Regions from separate parts of the Mus musculus genome. Here all the other regions are linked to region 2. A link is a contact called in ENCODE Hi-C or POLR2A ChIA-PET data. All regions are on one chromosome and are shown on one strand. The core of a region is the stretch at or near the end of the contact, and the rest is flanking DNA. Distances in the headings are between cores, read along the strand shown. Region 1 holds the start of Lsm4 (LSM4 homolog, U6 small nuclear RNA and mRNA degradation associated). Region 2 holds the start of Gtpbp3 (GTP binding protein 3). Region 3 holds the start of Rpl18a (ribosomal protein L18A).

Region 1 (3,749 bases), core at 1,162-3,661, 820 kb after region 2:
TCAGGGCCATCATGCCCAGCATGGGGACTTTGGGTCATGAGAGGACTGGGGGAGCCTACAGTACAAGGCCCTTCCCAAGAAGAGCTGAGGGGCGGGGAGGAGTTAGTGGCAGGGAAGTGAAGCTCTAGCCCACTTCCTGCAGAGGCTTCCTGGAAGGGTAGGAGGCAGAGGATGACTTTTGTGAAAATGGCTGGTGGGTGGGTGGGTGGCCTTGGTGATCAGTGACAATGGTGTCCACCCTGATCCTCAAATAAACAGCAGAAAAGAGCCACAGTATAGCATCCTATGGCTAAGCTCCAGGTAGTTGGAGCCATGGTTATCCTTGGCTACAGTGTGAGGCTAACCTGGGCTACATGAGATCCTGTTTCAATAAAGGAATAGAATAGTCAAACTCCCAAATACAAGGCACAGCAAGGGCTCAAGGGCAAACATTGCTAAACAAGAATAGAGGCACACAAAGCTCTTCCGGAACTGCTATGGCCCAGCACAGCCTGGAGGCAGCGATGGCAAGGTCCAGCCTTACTGCTCAACTTTCGTTCCTCCTGCCAGGGCCCCAGCCACCACCCAGGGTGCCCTTCCCTAGACTCTCTGCCCAATCCTGCTGAGCATGTCCCCTCCTGTGGTCAGGACCCTAATGGCCACCCTAGGCTGCCAGCCTGTTTCCAGCTCAGCAGCTGAAGCCGCTCTCTAATTATGGGTGATTAGCATCAGTCTCCCTGGCTAGACACAAGGTCAGTGTGGGCGTGGGCTCTGCTGCAGCAGGGAGGAGCAGTAAACACTTGCTGAACACGCAGGGGTGGGGACACCCAGCACAGGTGCATCCTGTCCAGTGCCACAGGTAAGAAAAGTGTGGTGTAGGGACAGGCCACCACAACCCCCCACTCCCCTACTGTGTGTGCAGTGGGAGAGAGGAATGAAAGAAGTAATTAGGAATGTCTCCCCAAAATGAAGGAAGAAAAAGCTCAGAGTGAAATGGGCCAGGGCAGACAGGGAGGCTGGAGCTGGGATAGTCACAGGCTTTTGAGTGGAGGAGACATAGCTTTACACAGAGCAGCTGCAGGTGTTATAGCCACCCGTTCTGGAATCCAGTCCCAGCACCTCCCATTAGAGGAGCCAGTTCCAGGAAGGGAAATTCCTTCTCAGCCATCATCCAGACTCTCTGGGATCCAGTGTGTAGATGAGATAGCTAAAGAACCAAGTCTAGGGCTCTGAGTTCAGGAATGTTCAGCTGGGACACTCCTGTACCAGCCTGACCGCAGAGATATGGGAGTGTCTGTGCGCACCTGCATGAGGTGGGTGTCCAGTCCTGGACGCACCTGGCCATCCCTTCAGGAAGGCTCAGGGTACACCCAGTGGGGAGTGCTTACCTAGCATGTGTTAGGCCTAGAGTTCCTGCACCACAAAACCCAGGGTCATTCTGGAGTAAAGGCAGGGTCAGGAGTTCACAGTGATGCATGTATACAAATGGAGTTCAAAGGCAGCCTGGGCTATATGAGACCCTGCCTCACATCCTGACTCAAATGTGGAGTATACACGTGTCCTTTCCATACTCCAGTGACTGAAGCAAGAGGATCAGGAGTTTGAGGTTAGCCTGGATTATGTCAGTTCAGATCAGAAAGCCTAACCAAAAAACAAACCAAATATCCTACCATCAAGAACTGGGGAGATGGGAATATGTGGCTCTCCTCACTTAGGCCAACGCGCCCCTCGACAGAGCAGGGGGAAACCTGGCCTCCTTTACTTGTTTATGCCAGGTCTAAGAGTCCCCAAACTGAGGAGGCCTGAGCCTAAACTAGGAGAAAAAAAAAATCCTTTCTTCCTGAGCAAGACATGCTGTGTGTCCCAGGGAGAGAATCAACCCGCTCTCTGAGCTGGATTTCCAGCCAAAGGCGTGGGCAGCTGAGGTCAGACACCAGATAAGCATCAAGAGGGCAACGAAGCCCACGTGAGCCATTAAGCCCGCCCATTTCCCGGAAACGCAGCTTTCCTATCAATGACGGTGACAAGCCCCGGAAACGATCATAGTCCCTCTTCCGGTCGCAAAAACCGTGTCCATCAAGAGATAAATCCCCAACGGTGACCGTCTGGGGCCCTGGAGGGACACCGGTCACTCCGGCCTCAGTTTCCCCCATCTCTCAGCAGCCCGAAGACCCTGCGCGCGCCCCTCCGCCTCGCGGCCCTCACCATCTTCCCTGCAGCGATAACTTCCGCCGCGGCACAGACACACGCGCTCCCACCGGCGGCCCACCGCGCGCCCCAGACTGAAAAAGACTGGCAGAAACTATGACCAATCAGCGAGCAGCTCAACGGACATCTATCCAATCGGGACGGGCTAGGGCGGTACCTACGGAACAAGACGGACGGCCTCACCGTATTTCTACGGTGGGATTGAGAGGTAGCCGTAAAGTGCGACACTAGAACGACGCAAAAGGCCGCAGCACAAGTTACGCCCACTACGGGGTGTATGTTGGGAAAGGGCGCCTGCGCAGAGGTGCTCTCCTGGATCTGGTTCGGCGCCTAATTCGGCGCCACACTGTGGGCGAAGCTGGCTAATGCATGCGAGTCGCGCGGTGCCTATTTTGCGCTCCTAGCCTTTCATTCTTTGTTTTGTTTTGTTTTGTTTTCGAGACATTGCTTCTCTGTGTAGCTCTGGCTGTTCCTGGAACTCACTCTAGACCAGGCTGGCCTCGAACTCAGAAATCCGCCTGCCTCTGCCCACCAAGTGCTGGGATTAAAGGCGTGCGCCACCACTGCCCAGCTCTAGCCTTCCATTCTTGCCCTTATGGATCTCTTTGTCTTTACCAACTCAAATAGAATCTTTGAACACGAACGGCAGGTCTGGCGTTCCCTGGCGACAGGAAGTGAAAACAAATCTCTGGGATTTTCCTGTTTTGAGATGGGCTTCTGTGGCAGCTGAAGCTAGCCGATCATGAACTTGCATTAGACCCCGACTCGGCTTCTCCACTGCTGGATGGCCACTGTGGGCCATCAAGCTTTAATCCTTGCTTTAAAAAAAATCATTATCATTTTGGGAGGAACATAGTGTTTCTCTGTACATCCCTAGCTGGCCTTGAACACACAATGTAGACCAGGCTGGTATCGACCTTCCAGAGATCCTAGTGAGTGCTGGGATTGCAGGTGTGCACCACCATGGTTTAATGTGTCTTCTTGAGCTACAAATTCAGGTTCTCATGCTTGCCCAGTAGGGGTGCCAAAGAATGATATTCCGGACTCAAATAGTATGAAAACTCAAAGAGTGTCTTATTATGCAGAAGTTGAGCATGCTGGAGTCTCGAATTACCAAAATAGACACCCATGTTAACTTGGAGGTTTGATTTAAAGCACATTAGGAAATTCCGGGGCAGGTGACCTCTATGTTAATCTGTGAGGTCCATCTCTATGGACGTTCCATGGCAGGGCTGCGGGGGCTGGAAACTTACTGGGGAGGTCTGGAAACTGTTGCTTACCCATTGTCCTTGCCTCAGGCCAGGTGGTGGGGCAGCTTCTGAGGCCTGGACTTGTCTGGAATTGGCCAGTTCTTGGAAACAGATTTAGGCCACCTCTCCTTAACTGCCAGTTTGAAGCTTGTCATGAAGTCAGCCTAGCCTTCTCATCAGGAAGCATTTTTACCCATGGAGCCATCTCCTAGCCCTTCTATTTATTTTTATTTTCTTTGGCTACTGGTTATGGAATCAGAGCTCCACCCTGAGCTGTCCCAAGCAGGACAGCTGTTTGACCAAGCTGCTGAA
Region 2 (3,640 bases), core at 1,100-3,599:
TTCTCTGTCCGCTGTGAGAGGGAAAAGGCGGGGTGGGGGGGGGAGAGCTATCAGCAAGGTCTCAGGGGGGGCTGAATGCCAGCCCCAACTCCCCCAAAACCAGACATACCCTGCTCCAACACACCCTCTTCCAAATTATCATCCTCTCCGAAGTCAATGTAGGCCTCCACATAGGCCAGAGCCTGGGGAGGAGGGGAGATGTCACAGGTGCTCTCTCAGTCTCAGGTCTAACTCCAGTTTGATCTATACAACCAGACTGGCCTCTCACAGGCCTAGAACTTTCTCTAAAGGATGCATGGATGGAGCTGGAGAGATGGCTTGTTGGTTTAAGTGCACTGGCTGCTCTTCCAGAAGTCTGAATTTAATTCCCAGCAACCATATGGTTGCTCACAACCATCTGTAATGGGATCTGATGCCCTCTTCTGGTGTGCAGACATACAAGCAAATAGAGCACTCATAAACACAACATAAACAATATAAGTAATATAAATCTTAAAGAGAAAAAGAGAACACATGAATGGGTGAACATGCAGGCTTGCCTTGGTGAGAGTCTTTGCCCAGCCCTGGCAGAGCTGGCTCAGTTCCCCATCCAGCTGCCTCAGAGCCTGTCGACGCTGGGCCTCAGTTTCTGCACGGATAAGATCTGCCAGTCCCTCCACTTCAGTCAGGCTCAGCTTGCCATGGGCAAATGCCCTCCTGGTGAACTCTCCGGCCTCGGCTGGCCGCAGTCCTGGCACACTACCTGCAGGAAAGCATCACAAGGCCTAAGCTCCTGAGTCCCCATCCAATGGCAGGTAACAGCCAGCAGAGCAACAAACCAAACCCCAGGTGGGTTTTCAGGTGACACAACTTCGTCAGAGTCCCCTGATCCTGTAAGGAATCACAGGAAGCTCACTGATTCTTTGGGCTGGACCCTAATGGGTCAGTGGTCAGTTACTGGGTGTGACCACCACACCCCATCTGGGGGATGTAGATATCTCTCTTAGAACCCAGGCCAGCAAGCTGTTGAGGTCACCTGCAGTTGCCCCTCCCCATCAGTGCTGATTACACACGCAGGCCCCAGACTGACAGAGTGCTGGCCATCAGGGGCTTCCTGTGGCAAACTTGTTGGATGAACACACATTAAGTAAAGGTGACACAATTCTTTCTGAAAAGGCAAGACCCTCCCTATCCCCACCACCCAGAAATCACAGAAAGCCTGGTTGTACGCTGGTACATCGTACCAGCTACTCATCAACTCCCTAAATAGGACTTAGCACTTCCTCCAAACAACTACCACCAAACATGCACTTGAGTCTGAGCTTTCCTCAAAGTCCTCCCCATGCTGAAGTCTCTGCGTGTGTGTGTGACACCAGGAAGTCAAAAGACAGCCTGCAGGAATCAATTCTCACCTTTCACCACTCGGGTTCACATTTGGCAACAATCACCTTTACTGGCAGAGTCATCTAGAAGGCCTGGGTTAATATGATACATCTCTTCTCCCAAATGACAATGTGTTTTGCAGTCTATCTCCAATACCTTTTAGTCTCCCCCAGGAACAGTGCCACTCAACAGAGCCTCACCCAATGCCTGCAAGACACCGCTGACCACCGCAGGACCTCCGTGTACGTGAAACTCCACGCAATCCTCACCCGTGAAACTCTGGGGTCCTTGTATGGAAAAAAGCAGAGTTAGGGGATGGGCACGACCCGGGCTGACTCCTGGAGGGGACTGAGACCCGGACACGAGCGCCGTGGGCTCCCGGATCCGGCCCCTCACCTGGGAACCAGAGGACGAGTGAGCGGTCCAGTGGCTCCCCGGAGCACGGGTGGCGGAGAAGGCGCAGGCAGGCTCTGCGGGCAGGAGGCGGCTCCTGGAGCGCCGTGAGGCTGCGGAGCGCGAGCCCGCTAGCTGGACCGCTGGTGCGGATCACTGCGATGGCGCAGCGTCCCTGGCCGGAGCTGAGTGCGAAGATGGTGCTGCTGGGGACTAAGGACTCTGCACTGGTGCTGCAGCGTGCGCACAGCCTGGAGATCGGAAAGGAAACGAGTAAGCGCATCCAGAAACCCGAGCCTCGGGGTGAACATGGACGGAGGGATGGTCGCCCGTTGATGCCCAAGCTGTACGAGCGGTGGCCAGGCGATGGGCTTGGAAAGACACGGCAGCTGCGGGAGGAGGAACGGGGTCTGGAACTTCAGGGGCAAACCTGGGTCCTAAAGCAACGTCTAGCGCGTGACAGCGGGTCCGTGCCACTCACCTGAGGGGCGCCCACGCCGCCTGGGTCACCAGGGCGCTCAGCCCACGCCACATGGATTTCCAATTTTGCAAGCACCTTGGCCGACACTCCCGCAGGGCTTCAAGTTCGGGAAGAAAGTCCTGCCCCTTTGCGGTGTGACTTAGCGGTACGACTCTCAACTACCATTGGATCGCCTATAGGAGGTCCCGCCCTCTATCTATAGATTTTGATTCCTATTGGCTGATCCAAGGGAAACGAAGTTGGGATGCGGGTGTGTACAACGCAAGAGTGTCCCGCGGAAACACAGAGCAAAGTTTTCGGTTCCTAGAGCAACAGGTATCTGACACAATAGTGGGAGGAAGAAAATGCAGGATATATCTCAGCGGTGGTTCGAGCCCTTCTTTTCCTTGTGCCCATTCCGTAGTCTTAGAGAAGCTAAGAAGCTATGTGTGCGCTCCGACTGTAAAGTCCATGAAAGGCAGCGCAGAAGGCACTTGCTGCCAAACTTGACAATCTGAGTTCTATCCCCGGGATCAGCTTAGTGAAGGAGACCAGACTTGTGCAAGTTGTCCTTTCACCATCACGAGGGAGGTGGGGTCGGGGTATTCTACACCCAGTTAGAGACAGAAAACTCAAAGCATCTTAGTGACTGCAGGGGATGAGTTCCGGGAGAAGCCACGCCCTAGGTCAGGGAAAATCTGGTCCAAACTTCTGGGAAGTTTCTTCCTGGCCCTTCTTGTGTCTCTTCACTGATCCCCGCTACCCCATCTTTGCCAGCTGCAGCTCCTGGGCAAGTATCTTTAGCCAGGCGCCATCCCCAGGCAAGGAAGCCTTTCTGGCGGTTCCAGCCCAGCTCCAGCCCTGGCTTCCCCGCCCTCTTCGGGGTCCCGGTTGGCCGCAGGTCCGATGTGTGTTCCGGGATAGGCATCCTGGGGCCTCCAGTTAACTTCGGGTTAACCCGGGACAGCACTGAACTGCGGGGTGAAGGAGCAGGCTCGAATACCAGGTTCTGGGCGGGCGGGGCTTCGCGAGCGCCCTCGCACTGCCAATTCTCTGGTTCTCGACTTGTGCGGGCGGGCGCTCTTTAGTTAGTGCTGCCGGGTACAGTATAGTCTCAAAGCCCTCAGGTTCCCATCTGCCCTACTTTCAGTCTGTGAAACAGGGACAGTGACGTTGTCCATCTCCTGTGGTCCCATCTTTTTTGTTTGTTTGTGTGTTTGTTTTTGTTTTGTTTTTTTCGAGACAGGGTTTCTCTGTGTAGCCCTGGCTGTCCTGGAACTCACTCTGTAGACCAGGCTGGCCTGGAACTCAGAAATCCGCCTGCCTCTGCCTCCCAAGTGCTGGGATTAAAAGCGTGCGCCACCAGTGCCCGGCCCCCGTGGTTCCATCTTAACACGTTTAGAGCAAGTGCTCATTACCTACTAA
Region 3 (3,626 bases), core at 1,044-3,543, 590 kb after region 2:
TTTGACCAACCTGGGCTACATAGGGAGGCCTAGTCTCAAAAAGCAAAAAGAGGGGTGAGGCCCTCTGAGGGTAGACCCTGTGGACTTGGCAGAGTGGGAAAGGCAGGTGTCCTGGCGCAGAGAAGGACCCAAGCATGGTAAACGTGGTACCAGCAGGTCTTGCCCTCTCCCTTGCTGAGCCATTAGATTACATTCCCCAAGCTAGCCACCAAGGGCTACTTCCTTATGCCTGAATAAAACACCAAGGTCCAGCTATCAAAAGTCATTATTTGTCTACACTAGCTGATCTGTCTAATCAGGACTTACCTAGTCACCCTAGCACAGACTTCCCTTTTTCTCCTTAAAACCCACTCCTGCAGAAGCACCTGCTATGCCCAATCCAGAGGCAGCTCCCCCCACCCCTGCTTGTCCCTGGGGGGATAAATAAATGTCCTTTGTACTGAGGATCAGATGTCTGGGTCTGTTCCTCCTCAGAGTGTAAGGCCTGTTGCAGACAAGGGAAACCCAGGGTACTAGGTAGTTTAGGGTCTGAAGGCATTTTAGGGTCTGAGGACTGGTTACAATATCCTGCCTAGTTCTGCAAGGCACAGGACTGAAGTTACTAAGGCAGGGACATCTCTGCCTAGGGACTGAGGGATAAAAGCAGGTGGCCTGAGATCCCAGATTAACAGGTGTACTGCAGAAGAACAAAGGCACAGGGGACAAGCCAGTCAGTGGACCTCAAAGTCCAGAATACTCACTAGCCTGTGGTGACAGGGCTGTTGTGACAGAAACCTGAGGTCTTACCAACAGGTGGCCCTGCTGGGATTCTTCATAGCCCCTAGGAGAGGAGCCATTTGGAGAGGAGGTCTGTTAAGGCTAGAGCCTGTCGCCACTCAGGAGAGGCCAAGGGGGGCATCTGCAAAGCAGGAAGTGAAACTGAACCGCCAGCACCTGTCCTGTTCACCCAGCTGAGGGTCTTGTAAACTCTGAATTTACATCAAAGCCCAGACCAAGGTTAAGGCTGGGCCTGTGGATACCAACTTTTTCCTCACACAGCTGTTTCTCCATTCCTTTCCCTGTGCCCTCTCAGGGCACAGCTTGCACCCCAGCATCTGTCCTGCATCTTACAGAATGTATCTACCCCACTTCAGCAGCCTCCAGAACACAGGTTGGAGCAATGTGTTCCAGCAGAGGTGGACTGTGTCCTAGCCTGCCCATTGCACACCGACATGTTATTAAGCTGTTTATTTTGGGGTGGGAAGGCTGTAAGATGAGATCTTTCTGTGTAGCCAAGGCCATCTTTCCTGAGCCTCCTGGCTCACTCTCCCATTTGTAAGACCTCAGGCATGCAACACCACGCCCAATTTCTAAATCTTACAACTATCTTATGGGACGGGGAGTGTTAATGCGGCTGGGGAAACTGAGGGATCACACTTGAATGCGCCTGAGCACAATGGAAATGGGGGACCTAGAAGCACACATCCCAGCATTGCATTGCGTTGCGGCTGAGCCAAAAAACGCGCTCGCCACCTAGTGGCCATTAGCGGAAACACACGGCGGATATTGTCGCCTTCAGGTACAGGACCTGGCCAGGAAAATGACAAAGTTAAGACAGAGTGACACAGCTCTGATACAATTCTATAAAGAAAATAGTTACGTGGGCTGGCAGGTGGCACACTCCAGCATCCCAAGAACTAGGAAGAGGCAGGAGAATTACAGTGAGTTACAGGCTAGTTTGGGCTACATTATCTCAATAAACAGTAAAAAACAAACAAACAAACCAAACTAATGACAGAGAAAAAGATAGATGGGGCTGGAGAGAGAACAGCAGTAGCTAAGAGCACATACAGGGATCGATTCCCAGCATTCACCTCACAACTTTTAACTCCAGCACTGAGGAACTGACGCCCTCTGCGGGCCTCCGAGGCACCAGACACGAAGGTGGTGCAAGCAAATAAAAAAGATGGATGATGGGTCATAGATGGGTAGATACACAGAAGGATGATGTAGAAAGTGGGAAGAAAAAGATGAAAAAAGAGAGAGACAGAGAGAACTAAAAATCCGGAATCTAACTAGGAACCACGATTACGCGTAGACTCCCAGGATCCCTCGCGCACGACGATGGGGCGTCCCGGGAGAAACTTGCAAAGGCCCGTCGCGCTGCTCTCTGGGAACTGTAGTCTCCGTGAAGAGAGGCGGGACTTATACGTAGCTGATCGGTACCCAATAAAAAAGCCAAGAACTTAGACCGCTACTAGCTGTACCCAATGGAAGCACCGCATCAGGAGGGCGGGACTTCCGTCAGAGACCATGGTGAGAGCCTGCGCGAAAGACAACACTTCCTTTTGTGACTGGCGGTGAACGAGTGCGCAGTGCCATGAAGGCCTCGGGCACGGTAAGGAGGCCGCGGCGGGGCAAAAGGTGCGGCGTTGGCGGCAGGGCCGCTCGGGTTGGCTGTGTCCTCCGGGGTGGTGGTGCGTTCGTCGCGAGGGTCCCTCAGCGGTTACGGGCAGCTCTCCTCGCCCACAGCCTCCTTGCGGCCAACATGGCGGCCGCCGCGTGCTGGGCGGCCGAGGACGGAGCGGGTTAGATCGGGGTGCACCGGAAGGCCCTCCGCCTTTTCGTGTATATCAGCGTTACACTCCTTTTCGTTGCCAAATCTAGCCCCGTGGTTCTTTTAGTCTTTTTTTCCTTCGAGACAGGGTTTTCTCTGTAGCCCTGGCTGTCCTGGAACTCACTCTGTAGACCAAGCTGGCCTCGAACTCAGAAATCCGCCTGCCTCTGCCTCCTGAGTGCTGGGATTAAAGGCGTGTGACACCACGCCCGGCTGGCTTGTTTTAGTCTCTTATGAGGTTTAAAGCTAACCTGGTCTATTTAGACTGGAGTGGACACGCGGCCCGCCTTAGGTTTAGAGAGCATTTGGTAAGCTTGCGGCCTGTCCCCAGCGCTGGCTACACCGAGCCTGCTGCCACTTATCTCGGCACTTGAAATCGAAGCAGAGCGTCGCTAGAATCATCCTTAGCTAGTTCTAAAGGCTGGCTGACGGTAGCCTAGGGTGCCGGATCTCATACTGGCCCCGGTGTGTTGGACACAATCCTTCGGACTCTTGGTGAAAAGCTAGTCTGGAATCGTCAATTAGTCCCAATCCAGAGACAGTTTCTCTGTAGAACAAATGGCCTTTTTCCTGCTCTGGGATTAAAGACGTGAGCCACCTTTGCCATCTTGGCCTGGAGTTTCAGGGAGAGCAGAGCAGCCTGCCACATGTAGACCCTGAGGCAGCTTCGTAGCGGAGCACAAGCCTTCTGACTTGCCTCACACTGGGCTCGAGTGTATGAGCCCACTTTGGACACCCCTGCCTGTGGGAGGACTGAATCTCAGGCCGGCTCTGCCTCCACACCCCTCCCCCACATAGACAACTTTCTCTCCTGACATGTCTTTCAGCTTCGGGAGTACAAGGTGGTGGGGCGCTGCTTGCCAACCCCAAAATGCCACACACCACCACTGTACCGTATGCGAATCTTTGCACCCAACCATGTGGTGGCCAAGTCCCGCTTCTGGTACTTTGTGTCACAGCTGAAGAAGATGAAGAAGTCATCCGGGGAAATTGTGTACTGCGGACAGGTGAGGTCTGGGGCCCCACAGGA

What was found. Hi-C counts contacts between places; a loop is a spot of excess contacts on that map. ChIA-PET counts read pairs that join two places held with the same protein, here RNA polymerase II (POLR2A).
Region 1: a map of T-helper 2 cell shows a loop between it and region 2 (6-fold over the local background). The contact joins the promoter of Lsm4 here to the promoter of Gtpbp3 in region 2. A Hi-C loop is called at or near these places in 1 of 37 maps with a recorded cell type or tissue (T-helper 2 cell). POLR2A ChIA-PET finds 5 or more read pairs at or near these places in 1 of 5 experiments (embryonic stem cell).
Region 3: a map of heart shows a loop between it and region 2 (2.4-fold over the local background). The contact joins the promoter of Rpl18a here to the promoter of Gtpbp3 in region 2. A Hi-C loop is called at or near these places in 3 of 37 maps with a recorded cell type or tissue (heart and regulatory T cell). POLR2A ChIA-PET finds 5 or more read pairs at or near these places in 1 of 5 experiments (embryonic stem cell).

The regions. Positions count from the first base shown.
Region 1 is chr8:70,671,893-70,675,641 of GRCm38, reverse strand. It overlaps Lsm4 (LSM4 homolog, U6 small nuclear RNA and mRNA degradation associated), which reads right to left and starts at 2,411. Exons shown (of 5, transcript NM_015816.4): 1 at 2,185-2,411. The coding sequence starts at 2,187.
Region 2 is chr8:71,487,437-71,491,076 of GRCm38, reverse strand. It overlaps Gtpbp3 (GTP binding protein 3), which reads right to left and starts at 2,349. Exons shown (of 9, transcript NM_032544.4): 1 at 2,237-2,349; 2 at 1,759-2,006; 3 at 1,563-1,649; 4 at 540-742; 5 at 110-182; 6 at 1-11. The coding sequence starts at 2,289.
Region 3 is chr8:70,896,110-70,899,735 of GRCm38, reverse strand. Rpl18a (ribosomal protein L18A) reads left to right here and starts at 2,293. Exons shown (of 5, transcript NM_029751.4): 1 at 2,293-2,377; 2 at 3,424-3,603. The coding sequence starts at 2,360.